Linked DNA regions of Homo sapiens: region 2 is linked to region 1. The links are chromatin contacts, found by Hi-C or POLR2A ChIA-PET in ENCODE. All regions are on one chromosome and are shown on one strand. The core of a region is the stretch at or near the end of the contact, and the rest is flanking DNA. Distances in the headings are between cores, read along the strand shown.

Region 1 (5,574 bases), core at 1,888-4,387:
GAAAGAAGAAAAAAAAGAAGGAAGGGAGGGAGGGGGCAGAGGAGGGGAGGGGAGGGAGGGAAAAGAAAAAGAAAGGAAAGAAAGCGAACAAGAGAAAGACAGAAGGAAGGGAGGGAGGGAGGGAGGAGGAGGGGAGGGGAAGGGAGAGAGGGAAAAGAAAAAAAAAGGAAAGAAAGCGAACAAGAGAAAGACAGAAGGAAGGAAGGGAGCGAGGGAGGGAGGGAGGGGGAGGGGAGGGGAAGGGAGGGAGGAAAAAGAAAGGAAACAAAGCAAACAAAAGAAAGACAGAAAGAAGGAAGGGAGGAAGGGAGGGAGGGAAGGAGGGAAGGGAAAAGAAAAGAAAGAGAAGAGAACAAGAGAAAGAAAGGAGGAAGGAAACAAGGGAGGGAGGGAGGGAAGGGGAAAAAGAAAGAGAAGAAGAAAAAGAAAATCAGTCCAAGTGCGGTAGCTCACGCCTGTAATGCCAGCACTTTGGGAGGCCAGGGTGGGTGGATCACCTGAGGTCAGGAGTTCGAGACCAGCCTGGCCAACATGGTGTAACCCTGGCTCTACTAAAAATACAAAACTTAGCTGGGCATGGTGGCATATGCCTGTAATCCCAGCTACTCAGGAGGCTGAGGCAGGAGAATTGCTTGAACCCTGAGGTGGAGGTTGCAGTGAGCCAAGATCACGCCTTGCACTCCAGCGTGGACAAGAAGAGCGGAACTCTGTTTCCAAAAAATAAATAAATAAATAAATAAAAGAAAAACAATTAAATCAGCCAGGCATGGTGGCACTTGCCTATAGCCCCAGCTACTCGGGAGGCTGAGGTGGAAGGATTGCTGGAGCTCCAGAGGTCGAGGCTGCAGTGAGCCGGGATCGCGTCACATCCTGGGCAACATTAATTACCTTTTTTTTTTTTTTCTGAGACTGAGTCTTGCTCTGTCACCCAGGCTGGAGTGCAGTGGCGTCATCTCGGCTCAGTGAAACCTCTGCCTCCCGGGTTCAAACGATTCTCCTGCCTCAGCCTCCCGAGTTGCTGGGATTACAGCACGCGCCACCAGGCCCGGCTAATTTTTTGTATTTTTGTAGAGACGGGGTTTCACCATGTTGGCCAGGCTGGTCTCTAACTCCTGACCTCGTGATCCGCCCCCCTCAGCCTCCCAAAGTCCTGGGATTACAAGCGTGAACCACCGCGCCAGGCCTAATTAACATTTTTTTAAAAAATCATCTCTGTAACGATAATGGAGACCGTTCGCGGGGGCGGGGGGGGGGATTTTCTGCAAAACCCCTGGGTCATTAGTTCTCCAAGATTTGGGGTTGGAGTGGAATCAGTGAAGAAACTGAATTCAGAAACTGCCCAAGGACCTTATTCCATAACATCTCTGGTCTTAGGAGATTTCTAAATTAGCCATATGGGGGACCCGGTGTTACCAGAGCCATCCAGAGACTTCCATCACGAAACATGGAGCGCTCCAGGCAGAGCCAAGGGCATCTACTGCCTCTTCAAAGGGAAGACGGACATGACCCTTAACCGCCTTGGCGCCTGCTCTACTACAGCATCCCTACCCTCTTTTTCGGTGTGTTTTCATCAAGTGCTGAGGCAGACGACGGCTTTCACAAGAATTCCTCCCTGACGGGCCCATCCCCCTGCCTCTTGCAGCCCAGCCATCTTCCCTCAGCCCTCAAGTCCCTCGAGACTTAGCCTCCCGCCCAAAGCGCTCCTCCTGTTCTGATTGGTTCTCCCGGGAGCCTTCGGCCAATGGGGATGACGTATGCCGGACGACGTAGGCCCGAGGACTCGGGAGGAGGAGGGGCGTAGGGCTCTGCGACGCGCAGCGCGCTAGGACGGTGGCACGAGGTGTGTGGCGCTGGCCGCGTGGCCTTACAACCCTCGCTATCACTACCACCCAGTGCATGTGGGTGCTGAAGCCCGCAGGGATACAAGGGCGCCAGGGGCTGCCTGCAAAGTCTATGCTGGCGGAGGTGGCCGTGACGGGAAGTCCTGACTTTGGGCCTCCCGGATCCCCACGGTCCATTCCCAGAAACCCTCGCGCCTAGGAGTCTTTCTTCAAAGGAGTTGGGCCAGGGCGCCCAAGCGTGCGGGCCACCCCGCTTTGCAGGGCTCTCCCTGAAGCCCTGCTTTCTCCGCCAACACCGATTCCCTTGCTTCTGGATGGGGAGGTGAAGCACTCAGCCGTTGGCCCACCTGCGCATCTTTGCTCAGCCTCCTGACTCAACGCTGAACATTGAGAGGAAGCAAGGCAGGCTGGACAGAGGACAAGCACAGAGAAGGCAACAGGAGCAAAGTCTACCGAAAAGCTATTTCAAGTTGGGTCTGGAGGCAAGGCCAGGCGATCGTGGATTGAGAAGCTTCCCCAGGGCCCTTGCAACAGCTGCCATCCTCCATCCACATCTCTCTCACTGGGATGGGAATTTTTTTTTTTTTTTTGAGACGGAGTCTCGCTCTGTCGCCCAGGCTGGAGTGCAGTGGCTCTATCTACAACCTCTGCCTCCCAGGTTCAAGCGATTCTCCCACCTCAGCCTCCTGAGTAGCTGAGATTACAGGCGCCTGCCACCATGCCCGGCTAATTTTCGTATTTTTGTAGAGACGGGGAGTCACCATGTTGGCCAGGCTGGTCTCAAACTCCTAACCTCAGGTGATCCACCCGCCTCGGCCTCCCAAAGTGCTGGGATTACAGGCGTGAGCCACCCCGCCCAGCCAAGCCCGCCTTCTCTTAATTTACCTTTTCATTCTTCTTTCCTGATAGTTTTGACGTGAACTGTTCGGACCCTCAGTGCTACCTGATAGAAAACTGCATTCCAGGAAAGGAACACAGCTGTGCAGTGAGTGGGGGGGTTTCGGAGCTAAAAAGCTGGACATAAGCCTGAAGTCAGAATACTCAGTTTGTTTTGGGAGGGGTAAAATGCTTTACTATCCTTGCTGCATTGTTAGCCTGGTAATTAACTATACAAACGTAAAGGCCAAATTCTTTGCCTACTACCAGGGTCAGTCAGGCTCGCTTTGGTCAAGTACACCCAGCCAAGGGTGGCAACGTCCTTGGTTCTGTGAGAGACCTTCCCGCAGAGTCAGAGGCTTCTCTTCTTTATTGTGCACCCTCTGCTGGTTAGTGTGATACAGTGAGCTCAGAGAAAAGGCGCATACGACTTACTAGAGATAATTTTATACCCAGTAATGTTTCCTTAAAAGTGTTAACTTGAAGATTATACCTGTGGAGCTGGGATGTGGTGCTCAGGAAGAATATAAGTAGTCAGCATTGTAGCAGTTGAGTCTCAGTGGTAATGGAAATGAGGAAGGTTGAAGGATAATAATAGTTACCATTTGGGGCTTGGTAGTTATTTTGTGCCAGGCACTCACTGTGCTAAGCAACTTTACCTTCACTGACTCATTTAATCTTTAAAACAACCCTACAAGGTAAGTACTATTATTCTATTTCATGGATAGGAAAGTGAGACTCAGAGAAGTTAGGTCACCTGTGTGAGATTATACAGCCAGGCTAATAAATAGAGCCAAGACCCAAACCTAGGCTTATCTCTGAGCTCCCACATGTAACCACTATGATAATTTTCTTTCTTGAGATATCCTTGGCACAATTTCTGGGCTGATGTTTCCTCAACTCATACTATTATCTCTCACTTTCAAAATTCCCCTGCCATTTCAAAGACAAAAAACAAATTAGATGTAACCATGCCTCTGAAATGTATTATCTCACCTACAGGAGTCTGATCTGTGAAAACCTAGAAGGTTTGTTAAGACTCTTGCCAACATGTGCTCTCCTGCCAGTCCCAAAATCCTATACAGGAACCCCCGGTTCCTCAGGTTAGCTTTTCTGCAGCTTCATCACCAGCAGCAGAGTGATGTGTTCTGTGATGTCCTTCTGCAGGCAGAAGGTAAGAGAGTGGTCGGAATTCAACTGAAAACTCACCATAGAATAAGATAAAATGAGTTCAGAGCCAGAGGGTAAAGGACAAAATCAGCAAAATATTACTGCCTATGACCACTGTAAACTATTTGGTAAAGGGCTGTTTGTTTCTAGGACAATTACTACTGTTTTCAAGAGTGAAATTGTGACTTTGCTTCTTTCTCTTAAATAATGAATCTAATTGTAAAGTTTTATAAGCAGATACATTCTATATAACATGGATAATATTCCAATGGGATGGTTGTGAAGATTAAGAGTTAATGTGGGTAAGCACTTAGAATAGTGCTTTTAATATACTAACCACAATATGTGTTAGATGATACTATTATGTTTTCTTTTTGAGAGTCTCACTCTCTTGCCCAGGCAGGAGTGTGGTGGCACAATCACAGCTACCTGCAACCTCCACCTCCTGGGTTCAAGTGATTCTCATGCCTTAGCTTTCTCAAGTAGCTGAGATTACAGGCATGCGCCACTACGCCCAGCTAACTTTTGTATTTTTAGTAGAGATGAGGTTTTGCCATGATGGCCAGGCTGGTCTCAAACTCCTGGCCTCAAGTGATCCACCCGCCTGGGCTTGCCAAAGTGCTGGGATTATAGGCGTGAGCCACCACGTCCGACCCTTTTCCCATTTTCTTTTTTGTTGTTGTTTTGTTTTTGAGACAGAGTCTCTCTCTGTCTCCCAGGCTGGAGTGCAATGGCACGGTCTCAGCTCACTGCAACCTCCACCTCCCGCGTTCAAGCGATTCTGCCGCCTCAGCCTCCCGAGTAGCTGGGACTACAGGTGCGTGCCACCACACCCGGAAAATTTTTTGTATTTTTAGTAGAGATGGGGTTTCACTATGTTGGCCAGACTGGTCTCGAACTCCTGACCTCATGATTCACCTGCCTCAGCCTCCCAAAGTGCTGGGATTACAGGCGTGAGCCACGTTGCCCGGCCTGCTTAATTTATTTAATCTTCAAATTGATGACTTTTGTTGTTTGTTGCTAGAACTAAAAATGTATAGGTTATTTCCACCCCTTCACTTCACACTGGAAATGTTAATTCAGCATAAAGTAGACCCTGATATATAATGTACAAGGCCCAAGATTAGGAGTCAGAGTTACTAAGTAGATCCTGATATATAAAGGCCCAAGAAATGGGCAGGTAACTTCATCTCTCTGGGGCTCAATGTCTTCATTTATAAAAAATAATTATGATAACCAATATTGTATACCACTCTACAGTTTGTGGATTACATACAGTATAGTGTCTCATTTGATTTTTTTTTTTTTTTTTTTTTTTTTTTTGAGATTCTTGCGCTGTCGCCCAGGCTGAAGTGCAATTGCGCGGTCTCAGCTCACTGCTGTCTCCGCCTTCTGGGTTCAAGCGATTCTCCTCCCTCAGTCTCCTGAGTAGCTGGGATTACAGGGATATGCCACCACACCTGGCTAATTTTTGTATTTTTTAGTAGAGACCGGGTTTCACCATGTTGGCCAGGCTGGTCTTGAACTCCTGACCTCAGGTGATCCACCTGCCTTGGCCTCTCAAAGTGCTGGGATTACAGGTGTGAGCCACACACCCGGCCATGTCTCATCTGATTCTAACAGTCTTGTAAGAGAAGCCTTAGCTATATGGTTCCAATTCTACATATGAATGAGTTGAGGACTACAG
Region 2 (4,826 bases), core at 1,337-3,836, 260 kb before region 1:
GGAACAAAAGTGTAAATATCAGATTATTATACTGTATATCCTTCTAGAGTTATTGCATGTATATATGGGCATATCTGTATATACAGGAATATTTCTTTGATTAAGATCAGTTAATGTTTTCTTCTGCATTGGAGCCTATGGAAATCAGATGGCTCTCTCCTTCTGATGAAGGCTTTCTCCTTGCTGATGATTAAAAAAAGACACATCAAACTTTAGTATAATCATTCACATTAAGGCATATGTTTTATTGTCTTATTATTCTGTCTCAGCCATAAAGCCTCATCATTGTGGATACTGTCAGTAAAAGTAATGGTTCCTTCAGTTTTCACAATGCCTTTCAGCTCACTCTGGAACAACACAGATAAAAACTGCATTCTGCTTGGACAAAAAGTTTCAAACTTGCCCTAATATGAACTACTTTTTATTCTTCGTACATAGCGATTCCCCTCAGACCTACCCTTAGATTCTTCATCACCATCATTTTAGAGGTTGCCTTCACCTCTCTTCTGGATTAGATCTCATGTTTCCTGTATCCCATTTATTTCCCTTTCTTGGTTTACTATTTCATATTTGTGGAGCATATTCTTCCGTAGAGATTTTGATTGTTTTTTTGAGTTTTAGAAAATTTATACTTTATTGATAGGCTGTCTAAATGTAGAATTCTATTCTTCCCATTTATAATGTAAAAGGAATTGCTCCACTGTCTTCTGTGTTCTTGTTGGAATACAGAAGCCATTCTGATTCCTCGTCCTCTGAATATGTGTTGGTGGTGGTGGTGGTGTTGTCCTCTAAAAGCTGTTAGCATCTTCTCTTTATCCCTAGGTTCTGAAATTCCACAAGGATATGCCTTGGTGTAGGTCTATTATCATCCATTTTACTGGGCATTTGCTAACCCCTTTCAATATCCAAAATCCATGTGTTTTAATCTGGGAAATTTTCTTGAATTATTTTATTAATTTTTTGCCATGTACTTTTTCTGTTCTTTTCCTCTAGAACTTCGTGTTGTTCATATGTTAAATTTCCTGGACTGATCCTCCAATTTTCTTGTGTCTCTCTCTTATTTTCCTCTCTATATATTTTTGTTCTAATTTTTAGGTAAATTCCTCAACTTTGACTTCCAGCACTTTGACTGAATTTTTTCATTTCTGCCATCATGTTTTCAATTTCCAAATGTTATTTTTTTAAAAGATTATCTGAATTTTTAACATTCCGTCTGCTTCATAAATACAATATCTTGGTCGGGCGCAATAGCTCAGGCATGTAATCTCTTAGAACTTTGGGAGACTGAGGTGGGCAGATCGCTTGAGTTCAGGAGTTCAAGACCACCCTGGGCAACATGGCAAAACACCATCTCTACCAAAAAAAAAAAAAAAAAAAAAAACAATTAGCCAGGCCTGGTGGCACTTGCCTGTAGTCCCAGCTACTCAGGGCCTTTTACTCCAGGTCTAGAGGTTTCTAGAAGTGCTAGTTCATGAAACTTAGAGGACTCTCAGCATTAACTGGATTTTTCTCAGCTTTCTGAGACTGTAATAACTTAAGATCTGGCTTTCTCAGTTCTACTAATCAGTTACCACTCTTCCATCTCCTTTCCAGATTCCAAAATACTGTTACCATTGTCTCTTCACCTATTATCCCCATTCTTGTTGGTTTGTTCATCCCTTTATTGTAGTTCTACTATGCATTTGAATGATAGTGAAATTAAGCACAGGTAGCCAAACAGCCATTCTAACTCAAGGCTCCACATTTTTTTATTTCAATGACTATATTTTTTAATGTTCAGATTTTCTAATTGGTCCTTTTCATATCTCCTCATTCTGTTTTCAGCCTCTTTTTTCAAAATTTTTTATTTTTCAATGGAAGTTTTGATTTCATTTATTTATTTGAAATAATCAATACATTTACTTTAAAGTTTTATCTGATCATTCTGTAAAATTAATTTTATCTGAAGTGAATCCATGTTGATTGTTCGTTTGTTGACTTTTTTTTTTTTTTTTTTTTTTTTTTTTTTGAGACGGAGTCTCGCTCTTATCACCCAGGGCTGGAGTGCAATGGTGAGATCTCGGCTCGCTGCAACCTCCACCTCATCGGTTCAAGTGATTCTCCTGCCTCAGGCTCCCGAGTAGCCGGGATTACAGGCGCCCGCCACCATGCCTGGCTAATTTTTTTATTTAGTAGAGGCGGGGTTTCGCCATGTTGGCCAGGCTGTTTTGAACTCCTGGCCTCAAGTGATTCGCCCGCCTCGGCCTCCTAAAGTGCTGGGATTACAGGCGTGAGCCACCGAGCCCAGAGAGTTTGTTGACTTTTTTTTAGCATTAGCTTTTTTCCTTCAGTTTTGTATTTAGTTTATAGTCCCATTTGGAATTTGAAGTATTTTGCTCTTTTCGTTTTGTTTTTCATTCCCTCTCACTCCCCCTACTCCACCTCCATATTCAATTATCCTGTTGAAAGCTTTGGGGGTCTCCAATCCAGGTTCAGTTCTGGTAAGGGCAGTGAGAGGAACAGTCCTGCAGAACCACTGGGCCATGGCAATCCCAGGATGAGTCACAGGGGAAGCTCAACTCAGTTCTTGGTCACAAGGCTTTGTCTCATCCTTCTCTCCCAGTCTAGAGCTGGATGGAAGCCACTGCTCCTTCAGCACTTGGCACATGTTCATTTCCAGCCTCCTTCTATAAGGATAGGAGATGAGACATGAAACTCACCTTAGCCCTGGGCCTCCGTGGCTGAGAACCTGCCTCTGCTTTCCCATCTCTCAGGGAACACTTTTGACTCCTTTGCCACCACTGACTGCCACTGCATCCAAAACCCAGCAAGTCCACCAAGCCTTGCAGCCCTGATCACAGTTTGTGTTTCTGTGCCAGCCTGGATCTTCAAAAGCGCTTGTCTTGTAGTTGGGCCTGACTATGCCACCTTCTGTTTTCTCTTTTTACTTTATTCAGTAGGCCTATGTTTCTAGAGTGGAGGCAGTTCTTGAACTTACTACTCCATCTTGATCTGGCTCTCAGTAGGTTTTTTTGTTTTTTGTTTTTTTGATCTGTGATTTTGTTTTTAATTATCTTAAGTCTTATGATCACACATAATTTTTAAATTTGTGTATATCTCCTCTACTCTAATCCTTATAAGTTGGCAAAAGCACTATTCCCAATCACAAATACACAGTAGTTCTACAGTTTTATGTTCCTGGATGGCTGTTTAAAGACAATCTTAAATTATAATGTAGTCTGACTTAGATAGTAAGAATTCAAGAGTGAAGTTTAACTTGCTACTATTTTAAAGACATCTGACTTTATAGATCATCTATAAAATGTGAGAAGAGTTAAATAATCTTCATTTGATATTACACATAAACCACACTAAAATGTGTTTCAATAAGTAAAAGGAACCATTTTAAATACAGTGAATTCTAATTAGATTGGCATAGTTAAGGCCAAAAATATAAAAAAGACATTGCTATATTATCTTCAGCCCTTGCCTTTAAGAGACAAATGAGGCCAGGTGCAGTGGCTCACATCTGTAATCTCAGCACTTTGGGAGGCCAAGGCAGGCAGATCACTTGAGGTTAATACCAGCCTGGCCAACAGGTTTGATACCAGGTTTCATACCAGCCTGGCCAACATGGTGAAACCCTGTCTCTACTAAAAATACAAAAATTAGCCGGGCGTGGTGGCAGACACCTGTAATCCCAGCTACTCAGGAGACTGAGGCAAGAGAATCACTTAAACCCGGGAGGTAGAGGTTGCAGTGAGCCAAGATCATGCCATCGCACTCCAGCCTGGGCAGCAAGAGCAAAATTCCATCTCAAAAAAAAAAACAAAACAAACAAAATTCAAAAAACCCAAACATATTAATTTAACCACAAGACAATCTTAGTTTTAAATCAGGACTGCCCAATGAAAATGTTTTTTCAGTCATTCATGATCTGAATTCTGGTGTATGTAATCTATTAAATTATGGTACACATAAAAAAGTCATGAGACATTTCTGTTTTGTAATAAATGAGGCAGTGATGTATTATTACTCATAGTAGCTTTTTTTTTATATAAGCTATCAAATCTGCCCTTTCTGCCTTCTTTCTGCCTTCTTAATGCCAGCAAAGATCATTTTTGTTCCAGATATCTACTTCTTGGGATTCTCCAAATATTTCATCAGTGCATCCTCTCTCCAGGTGATGCCTTTGTTCTTATTGGCGTCTGTGTTAACAGAATCCAACAGCCTGATCTGTCTTTCACATGAAGAGACCATGGAGATTAGTCCCAGTCTTGTGTTTGCCTCCCTTTTCCATGGTGTGGCAGTGGGCACACTTCTGAACAAAAATCTTGCCTTTCTCAACATCACCCATATTTAATTTTCTCTTTCATTGCTGGCATTACGGAGCTTCCTACTCAGAAGCCGGATGTCCCGCTCTCCTCAGTAGGTATTCCTGAAGTTAGATCATTGAAGTGTGTAGACCTCAACCATGCTCATAATGTTGATGCCCAAAGTGGCCAGGCCAGGTCAGCAGTGGTATGAATGCACCTTAGGCTTAATGTTGTCTCTGTCTATTGCATATTACTGAAGCACCAGGCATCTAAGAGGCAGTCAAGGCTAAATATTAACCAAATCTAATTCTGAACATTCAGAATTCAAATACTAATAGAGTGAAATTGAATAAAATTGAAATAAATATTTGATGTTAATTCACCTTAGAAAAAATCCACTTCTGAGACACAACTGCAGAGCTTCACAGTGTTGTAGTAAGGGTTAAACGAATGGTGCGTGTAAGGCGCTTAGTACACTGTTCAGCACGTATTAAGTCTGCTAGCATACACTTGGTACTAGAATGCACTACA

What was found. A loop is a pair of places that touch in the nucleus more often than their neighbours do. ChIA-PET counts read pairs that join two places held with the same protein, here RNA polymerase II (POLR2A). Pooled maps may share reads with other maps.
Region 2: a loop to region 1 is called in a map of A673, with 2.7 times the contacts of the local background. The contact joins the enhancer-like site here to the promoter of BTBD18 in region 1. A Hi-C loop is called at or near these places in 2 of 168 maps with a recorded cell type or tissue (A673 and endothelial cell of umbilical vein) and 1 of 50 pooled maps. POLR2A ChIA-PET finds 5 or more read pairs at or near these places in 1 of 52 experiments (HepG2).

What each region holds. Positions count from the first base shown.
Region 1 is chr11:57,749,382-57,754,955 of GRCh38, reverse strand. It overlaps BTBD18 (BTB domain containing 18), which reads left to right and starts at 3,137. Exons shown (of 3, transcript NM_001145101.3): 1 at 3,137-3,415; 2 at 3,720-3,891. The coding sequence starts at 3,768. The region is part of intron 2 of TMX2-CTNND1 (TMX2-CTNND1 readthrough (NMD candidate)); the gene reads right to left.
Region 2 is chr11:58,004,896-58,009,721 of GRCh38, reverse strand. It overlaps the pseudogene CYCSP26. Among named protein-coding and RNA genes, the nearest start is that of OR9Q1, 17 kb to the left of the region's middle. Within about 2 kb of position 2,586, at least 2 of the 41 ENCODE cell types and tissues checked have a DNase peak (open chromatin) inside an H3K27ac peak, as active enhancers do; they include endothelial cell of umbilical vein, where a contact is called at or near this core.